3 separate regions of the Homo sapiens genome follow, and all the other regions are linked to region 1. The links are chromatin loops, found by intact Hi-C in ENCODE. Cell type or tissue: dorsolateral prefrontal cortex. All regions are shown on one strand.

What was found. Peaks named below come from ENCODE experiments on the same cell type or tissue, not always from the same donor. Only the 100,000 strongest peaks of a DNase experiment are listed, where the experiment ranks them.
Region 2: a loop joins it to region 1, with 2.7 times the contacts of the local background. A loop is called at or near these places in 11 of 110 quality-filtered maps.
Region 3: a loop joins it to region 1, with 6 times the contacts of the local background. A loop is called at or near these places in 6 of 110 quality-filtered maps.

The regions. Positions count from the first base shown.
Region 1 is chr14:28,608,207-28,610,706 of GRCh38, forward strand. All of the region lies in intron 2 of LINC02300 (long intergenic non-protein coding RNA 2300), which reads right to left. Among named protein-coding and RNA genes, the nearest start is that of LINC02300, 4.2 kb to the right of the region's middle. In dorsolateral prefrontal cortex, CTCF peaks have their summits at 1,194 (motif pointing left) and 1,394; a DNase peak (open chromatin) is centred at 1,205; H3K4me3 peaks cover 1,086 bases; H3K27ac peaks cover 1,834 bases.
Region 2 is chr14:28,293,449-28,295,948 of GRCh38, forward strand. No RefSeq gene overlaps it. Among named protein-coding and RNA genes, the nearest start is that of LINC02300, 320 kb to the right of the region's middle. In dorsolateral prefrontal cortex, no CTCF peak of the experiment used is centred here; no DNase peak of the experiment used is centred here.
Region 3 is chr14:28,141,135-28,143,634 of GRCh38, forward strand. No RefSeq gene overlaps it. Among named protein-coding and RNA genes, the nearest start is that of MIR3171HG, 470 kb to the left of the region's middle. In dorsolateral prefrontal cortex, a CTCF peak has its summit at 1,467 (motif pointing left); no DNase peak of the experiment used is centred here; H3K4me3 peaks cover 1,035 bases; H3K27ac peaks cover 914 bases.

The sequences.
Region 1 (2,500 bases):
CACTAATATGTATGCTATTTCTATAACAAAATGCCAAGCAAAAACAAATAGTAAAGCTGCAACCAGTGTAGATGTTTTATATAGTGCAAAGCTTGATAAAAAGAAAACTTCACATTTATTTATACAAAAACCTGGTGTGTGCGTGTATATATGTGTATATATTTACACATATATAGTTATGATCCCATTTCATTATAGTACATGTATGTCTTGCTTTTTCTTGTTCTTTTTCTCCTGCAGTTGAGAGAACTCTTCCCTCTATCCTTCTACAGGAATACCAGCAAGCAGACAACCCCAGAATCACATTTCATAACACAACTCCAGGAACCCAGTGGCCACAGAAAAGCCTTCTTTCATTGTGACTAGTTTTAGGACCTCTGGGATATTAATTCATCATTGTGCCCTCTCATCACTTCATCCATTATGCCTGTCTATAGCTCACGGAGAGCAAAGAATGACGCAGACGCCTACTGAAGCAATAGCGTGAGATTACCAACACAATGACTTTCAGTGTGGGTAGGGAATTGACGATACCGGCAGAAATGACTACAATCTGCTTTAGAAATATCCGTGTTGGTCTGGCCTTTTAAGGCTGCTACATAAGTGAGATTAGTAATATTAATCTATTCTTCAGCGAGGAAAGTTATTGTATGTGGAAAATTAAATAGGACCATCCATTTTAGAATTGAAATGCTAAGCTAAAACCTTCTTCTGCAGCCTCATCCTTTTTCTAGAGAGTGGTACATGTGTCAATGTTGCAGGAAAGCATCCTTGCTCTCTTCCTTTGTTTGGATCCGGTTTTACAAACAACCGTAGTATCCATTTCCTCGGCTTACAAAACCTGTGAACAAGCACAGCCGAGAACCAGCCATTTTATTCTTCCTTCAAAATGCATGAAAATGTCAACTGCCTTTTCCATGCTTCCCCATAAAACATCAATGAACTGATAAAAAGCAAATGAGTGTGCCTAGTTAACCAATAAATGTAGGATTTTTTTTTCATGTTCCTGTGAGTTAACTTGCAAAATTCCGAGATTAGCAACTAGTCTTTGAATGAACTAGAAACATAATTTTGTCTCTCACAAATGTAGACGCTTTGTGCTAACAAAGATTTTTCTCTGAACACTGTTTTTCACTCCTTGAAATGAATGGTAATAAGTAGGGGCTGAAAAACATGGAACTCACTTCTTTTTGAGACGGAAGCTGAGCGCCATCTCGTGGTGACAGGCCTCTATGACTCTCCTAGCATTGTAACTCAGAGGAGGAAAAAAAGGGCTGTAATGTTTTCCTGTGTTGTTCTTTTTAGCAGCAAAGACCAGTCTTGACTTTTGTAAGGAAAACTTTTGAACACTCACATCATATCTGAGGGAAGCAATACACTAATGCAATAATCCCAAGGTAAAGCAGATTTCTAGGTCACTGAATTTATTGTAATCTTTTTTAGACATTTACAAGTTATATTTGCTTAACTATAGTTCTATGCATTTCCTTAGAAGAGTAGGTCATTGGGGTACAGGAGGATGAAAAAAAAACGTTTAATTAGCCTCCTTGCTCTGCATGTGGATATTAATAGCTCTTATATTTGAAACCCAGTTTTCACAAATTCTTTTATCTATTTAACTTTTGAAATAAATTACTAAAATATTATCACTCTATTGAGAAAAAAATTGGAATACAGTCTTACTACTTACTGATACTTACTAGTACATTTGTCTTTATTTAGTATTTTATTCTATTACCCATTTAGTCAACTTGGACTGAGTCTAGCTATAGATTTGTGCACCAAATTAGCACTTTCAATATTTTTCCTACAGTAAAATTCTACTCTTCATCTCTAGCAAAGCAGCTGTACAACTGTCTTGCTTATCCCACATTACTCACATGGGAGTATGGTTACAAAGACAAACTGTATAAATTGAAATCTCTTTGTTGCTCCATTCCTTACGTTAGCAAAAAATAAAAACATTCTAGTCATGTCAACATATTAAGGATCAGAAACTAAGCAGATGGGTATCTTTTAAATAAGCATGAAAAAGAAAAGTTATGATTTGTTTTTCAGTTGCTTTACCAAATGAGACTTCTATAGATTTAAAAAAAACGTAAAGCTTTAGATCTCAACAAGAAAATCCATTCTTACAGTGGATTTACCTTGCTATCATTCTAGAGTCCAAGCCCGTCATAATAAGCGCAACCATAAATCCTTGGTCAGTGACTCTGAACCTATTGGCTTCACAAGGAATCATTTCCCAACCATAAATATAAGCTGATTGAAAACCAAGGTCATGTCTTCATGATGATTTACAGAGCTATTTAGGGAAACTGTCTAGGACTTAATCCAAATGAACAGGAACAATTTCCACAAATGTAAAAGTATGTTATATGGAAATATTCAAATAAATAGATAGACACATAATAGAATTTTTAAACTATGTTCTCTTCATTTTGTGGACTAAAGGCAGTGGGAAAAAAGATAAATAACTGATTGTAAATACCACCAGAGA
Region 2 (2,500 bases), 310 kb before region 1:
CTGGCCCCTTCTGTATCTTTTAAAAATCTTTTTTGGTTTAAAGTCTGTTTTATCTGAAATTAGGATTGCAATTCCTGCTTTTTTTCTGATTTTCATTTCTTTTGTAGATTTTCCTCCATCTCTTTATTTTTAGCCTATAGGTGTAATTACATGTGAGATGAGTCTCTTGAAGACAGAATACCATTGAGTCTTGCTTTTTTAAAAAAATCCAGCTTGCTACTCTGTGCCTTTTAAGTGGGGCATTTAGCCCATTTACATTCAAGGTTAGTATTGATATCTGTGGTTTTGATCCTGTTCTTGAGTTATTAGCTGGGTAGTATGTTGGCTCATTCTTGTGGTTACCATATAGTGTCACTGGCATGTGTACTTAGGTGTGTTTTTGCATTAGTTGGTAGTGGCCTTTCCTTTTCATATTTAGTGATCCTTTCAAGATCTCTTTTAAGGGAGGCTGGTGTTAACAAACTCCCTCAACATTTCCTTATCTGAAAAGGATCTTCTTTCTCCTTTACTTAGGAAGCTTACTTTAGCTGGATTTGAAATTTTCGGTTGAAGATTTTTTTTTTCTTTAAGCATGTTGAATATAGGCCCCCCAATCTCTTTTGGCTTGTAGGGTTTCAGTTGAGTGGTCTTCTGTAAGCCTGATGGGGTTCTCTTTGTAGGTGACCTGCTCTTTCTCTCTAGATGCCTTTAACCTTCTGTCTTTGATTTTGATCTTGGGAAATCTGATGATTATGTGTCTTTGGGCATGGTCTTGTGTAGAATCTTGCAGGGGTTCTCTATATTTCCTGAATTTGACTGTTGGCCTTTCTATGTAGGTTGGGGGAGTTTTCATGGATGATATCCTGAAATGTGATTTTCAAGTTGTTTGCTTTCTTCCCATCTATTTCAGGGATGCCAATGATTCATAAGTTTGGCCACTTTATATAATCCCATATTTCTATGAGGTTTTGTTTATTCCTTTTCATTCTTTTATCTTACTTTTTTCTGACTGTCTTCTTTCTGAGAACCAGTCTTCAAGTTCTGAGATTCTTCCCTCAGCTTGATCTATTCTCCTATTAATACTTGTGATTGCATTGTGGAAGTCTTGTATTGTGTTTTTCAGCTCTGTCAGCTCTGTAAAATTCTTTTTTATACTGGCCATTTCATCTTTCAGCTTTTTTATTGTTTTATGGTGATTCTTAGTTTCTCTGGATTGAGTTTTGCCCTTTTCCTGAATCTAGACAATCTTTGTTTCTATCTGTTTTCTGAATTATATTTCTGTCATTTCAGCCAGCTCACCCTGGTTAAGAAGTCTTGTTGGAAAACTGGTGCAGTTAGTTATTTGGAGGACACAGGACACTCTGGCCATTAGAGTTACTGAAGTTCTTGTGTAGATTCTTTCTCATCACTGCATGTGGGTGTTCCTTTAACTGAAGGGTAGATTGAGCACATTCAATAGACTTCTTTTCTAGATGTTTTCACAGGGCTGAGGCATGGTGCAGGGTCTTTATTTATAGCTAACTCCATGACGTCGGTTTCAAGAAGGTACGTTAACGAAGTATTTTTGGTGTTTAATATTTTGAGTGTGATCCAGTAGGTGGCGCTGAGTCATGTTAGTCAGTTGGTAGGCTCTTGCTTGGTTTTGTGGTTCTCCTATATTGCCTCACAGTTGCACACTTGCTTCCTTTCAATGCTCTGAAAGTGTGGGCTCCTGTCACCCTTATGGGCTGGCTTTAGATCATGGCTGGGCACTCCCAGGCTTCCTACTCCAGTTCTTGGGCGATCTCAGGATTTATGTTCCTTCCCAATTTGGAGGCAGCAGAGCAAAAGAACTTAGTAGTGTTTGTGGCCAAGGGTTTTTTGTTTCTCTCCTGGGGGTTCCACCCCAGCAAGATGCAGGTCAGCAATTGCTCAGTGCAATTAGCCCAGAATGGAAGGTCTGTGCTGTGGGCCTAAGCTAGGGGTTCCCTGTTTGATGATGAGCAAGGGGATGTGGGTGGAAGTTGTGGGAGAAGGACTGTCTTTCTCTCCTGAGTCAACTGCCATTTGTTGAAGGTGTGGATAAGGCACTTAGGGTCTTTGCTCCTTCATTAGTCAGAGGGTAGCAAGGACAAGTCCACTCCAGAGGCATTGGCAGAAAGGCTATCAGTTGCCCCCTGGGGTTTCACCTTCAAGAAACATGGAACCACTGTTATTGGGGGAGCTCAGTCAGTGGGGTGGGGTGGCTGCATTGCTTGTGCCAGATTGGAGTTCTGCTTTTTAGGGAACAGGGGGTTCAAAGGCTCACAGGGAGAAGAGAATGGTCTCCTCTCTATGTGACAGCTGTGGTGTATTGTAAGCTTGGGTACAACCCTCAGTCTCCTTATTTCTTCCCCAGCCGGGGCCCCTGCTTGGTAGAGTAGGGGTTGTTGTTTCCCAGGGGTGAGGAGCTGGACTCTCTCCGTATTGTGTCTGCAGTGTGCTGGAGGTGCCAGCCTAATGACAAGGCCCTTTATTCCTTCCCCAGCCTAAGGGCTGTTAG
Region 3 (2,500 bases), 470 kb before region 1:
TAGATCATATCTGCCAGATCATGAGAACACAGTACTCAGCATTTTGCAGAACACTAACTATGAGATACTCAAGTGCATTATTATAATGCCACATCCAAAATCATCTAGCATATTGTCAGGTGGTATTTCATTATGTGAATAGATTTTCTCCACATATCTTAAACTTTAAAAATACTTACCCAGTCAAAAAACTTTACTTATTTATAATGTAATATTCTGCTAGACTGTCTAAAAACAGCAAAGTTTATGCTGGAGACCATTGTGTTATTTTACTTGAGCTTCTGCACATACATACAACAAAGCATCAATGCCATGGCCTTAGGCACTGCCTTGTCTTTCTTGCCATTGCTATCGTTAGGGAAAAAAGTGAAAAAGTTAGGTAAGTGACGTGGCCCTTTATCTATTGAGTATTCAGAACTCAGTAAGATAAAAAGATCTATTTGGGTAAGTCTTTCCAGAAAACATAACATCAGCAGCAATGACATGAATGTGAGCTATTAGCTCCCTCTATATTCATATATAGGAGGAGGAAAGGAGTTGAAATGGGCAAGCCAATTTATGCTTTTTCTTATTCTTTTTGTCTTTTTATTCAAGGGAGATGGCAGTCCTTTCCATTTAGCACCACTCGGGTTCCCTTAGGTGAGTCACTGTCACCTTGGTGAGTCTCGACTGCCTTGTAATGTCTGGTCTTACTAGCCTGTGTCAGACACTCTATCTCAAAGGCCATGTGTATGTTTGCATATGCTTATACCTCAACATAAACACATATATTGCCAAATTTGGATTTAATAGGCACACATTAAACAAAGCATAGCTAGTACATCTATTTACTTGCCATTCCATGGCAAGCAAAAGCCATGGAATTGTGCATAGAGGCTCTGGGTTATGTTTATTCTAGAATAAGCAATATTTAAAAACTCATTTTAATCTTTCAGTTCCTTAGAAGGTCAAGATCATTATACATTTTTCTTGGACTGTTTAATTCATTGTTCCCACTTACATGGCTGCCTTCATTACCATGCATATATAAAATGACAGGAAAAGTTTATGGAGGGCAGCTAACTTCAAAATATGCATTAGTATAGAGAATAAGTAATATTCATTATCATCATAAATTTGGGGGGTTCTTTTTAGTAGGCCTTATGAGAAACGGCTTTCTTATAGTCCTAAAATATAGTTTGAAAGGAGCACTAATGTTGGCAAGGAATAAAGAAAGAAAAGAGAGAAATAAAGAAATTGCTGTTAAACCATTTTCTTCATCTACATTTATTATATTTGATACTCAAATTTTGGGGAAAAGAAATTCCAGTTCTCAGGGTATGCATATTAGCAACAAGGAATACAGAACCAATATTATTTCATTCGAGTTTAAAGTTAGCCTGTTTTATGTCTTTGTTCACATAAGAGCTGTGGGAAGAAAAAAAAAAGAAAAAAGAATAAAGCAAAGGCCAGTTCTTAAGCCAATCAAACGTTTTACTCCCACCTTGTGGCAGTGTGGCTACATGGCTAGTTTTCCAAAATGAGACCTCATAATTTTGATTGAAGTGACTTATTTTTATATTGTCTTATCCACTGATGAAAATAAGATTGATGAAGAAGGGGCTTTGTGATTCACCTAATACAGGTTTGTGATGCAGGGCTTTTGCAGGAAGCCAGTCAGCAAAGAGCAATATGAACAGTGCTAATCAATTAGGGAGACAGTAAAATCTAAGCAATATAAACGGTGCTACAGAATAAATAGGCTTATTTTCTTGAGTTTGAATATTGAATTTAAAGAAATTTGTAGGCTCCAGCTATACTAACAAACCCTGTATGTCAAAATTCAAAATTATTTTAAATATCAAAATTATTTCACAAACCTAACTTAGAGTGTTAATAAAAGCAAGCTTTCTCGTTCAGTTTCTTTTAACATTGAAGATATACAAAGACACTTATAAGATACCTCTAAAAACATACTACATAAATCAGATTTTCTGTAAAAGTATAAGGAAAACTGAACTTGAATGTTTATTTATGTGATTTTATTTCTCTCTTTCCTTTTCCTTTTTCATTTCTAAGGATTGAAAAATAGAAAAGGAATCATTGGCTGGTAAGTTAGCAAAATAGATCTGAGAGCATTTTTTTTTTAAATATCTTGCTACTCTTGCTTATTCCGTGGTTTAATACTCCAAACTATCGGCCAAAACTCCACCTGTCTTCTCTCTCAGATTGATTTTACTATCTCCCTAATTGAGTTTAAAATTCATCTTTATTAGAAAGAAAACTCAGCGTCTCTCAGCTAGAATAAAATAAAGGCATCTTAGTTTCAGGACGAAACCAGCCTGGAAGCAGGGACTCTTTCTCCTGTACTACAGCCAAGGGGCTTCTTAAAGGCATCTGTGAATCCTGCCCCTTTGTCTTCACTACTGCCTGGCAATTTCCGGAGACAATCAGCTTTCTATTTTCCAAGGGCTCTCTCTACCAAAAGCTGTGTTAGTCCAAGTGCAATTTAACTTATGAC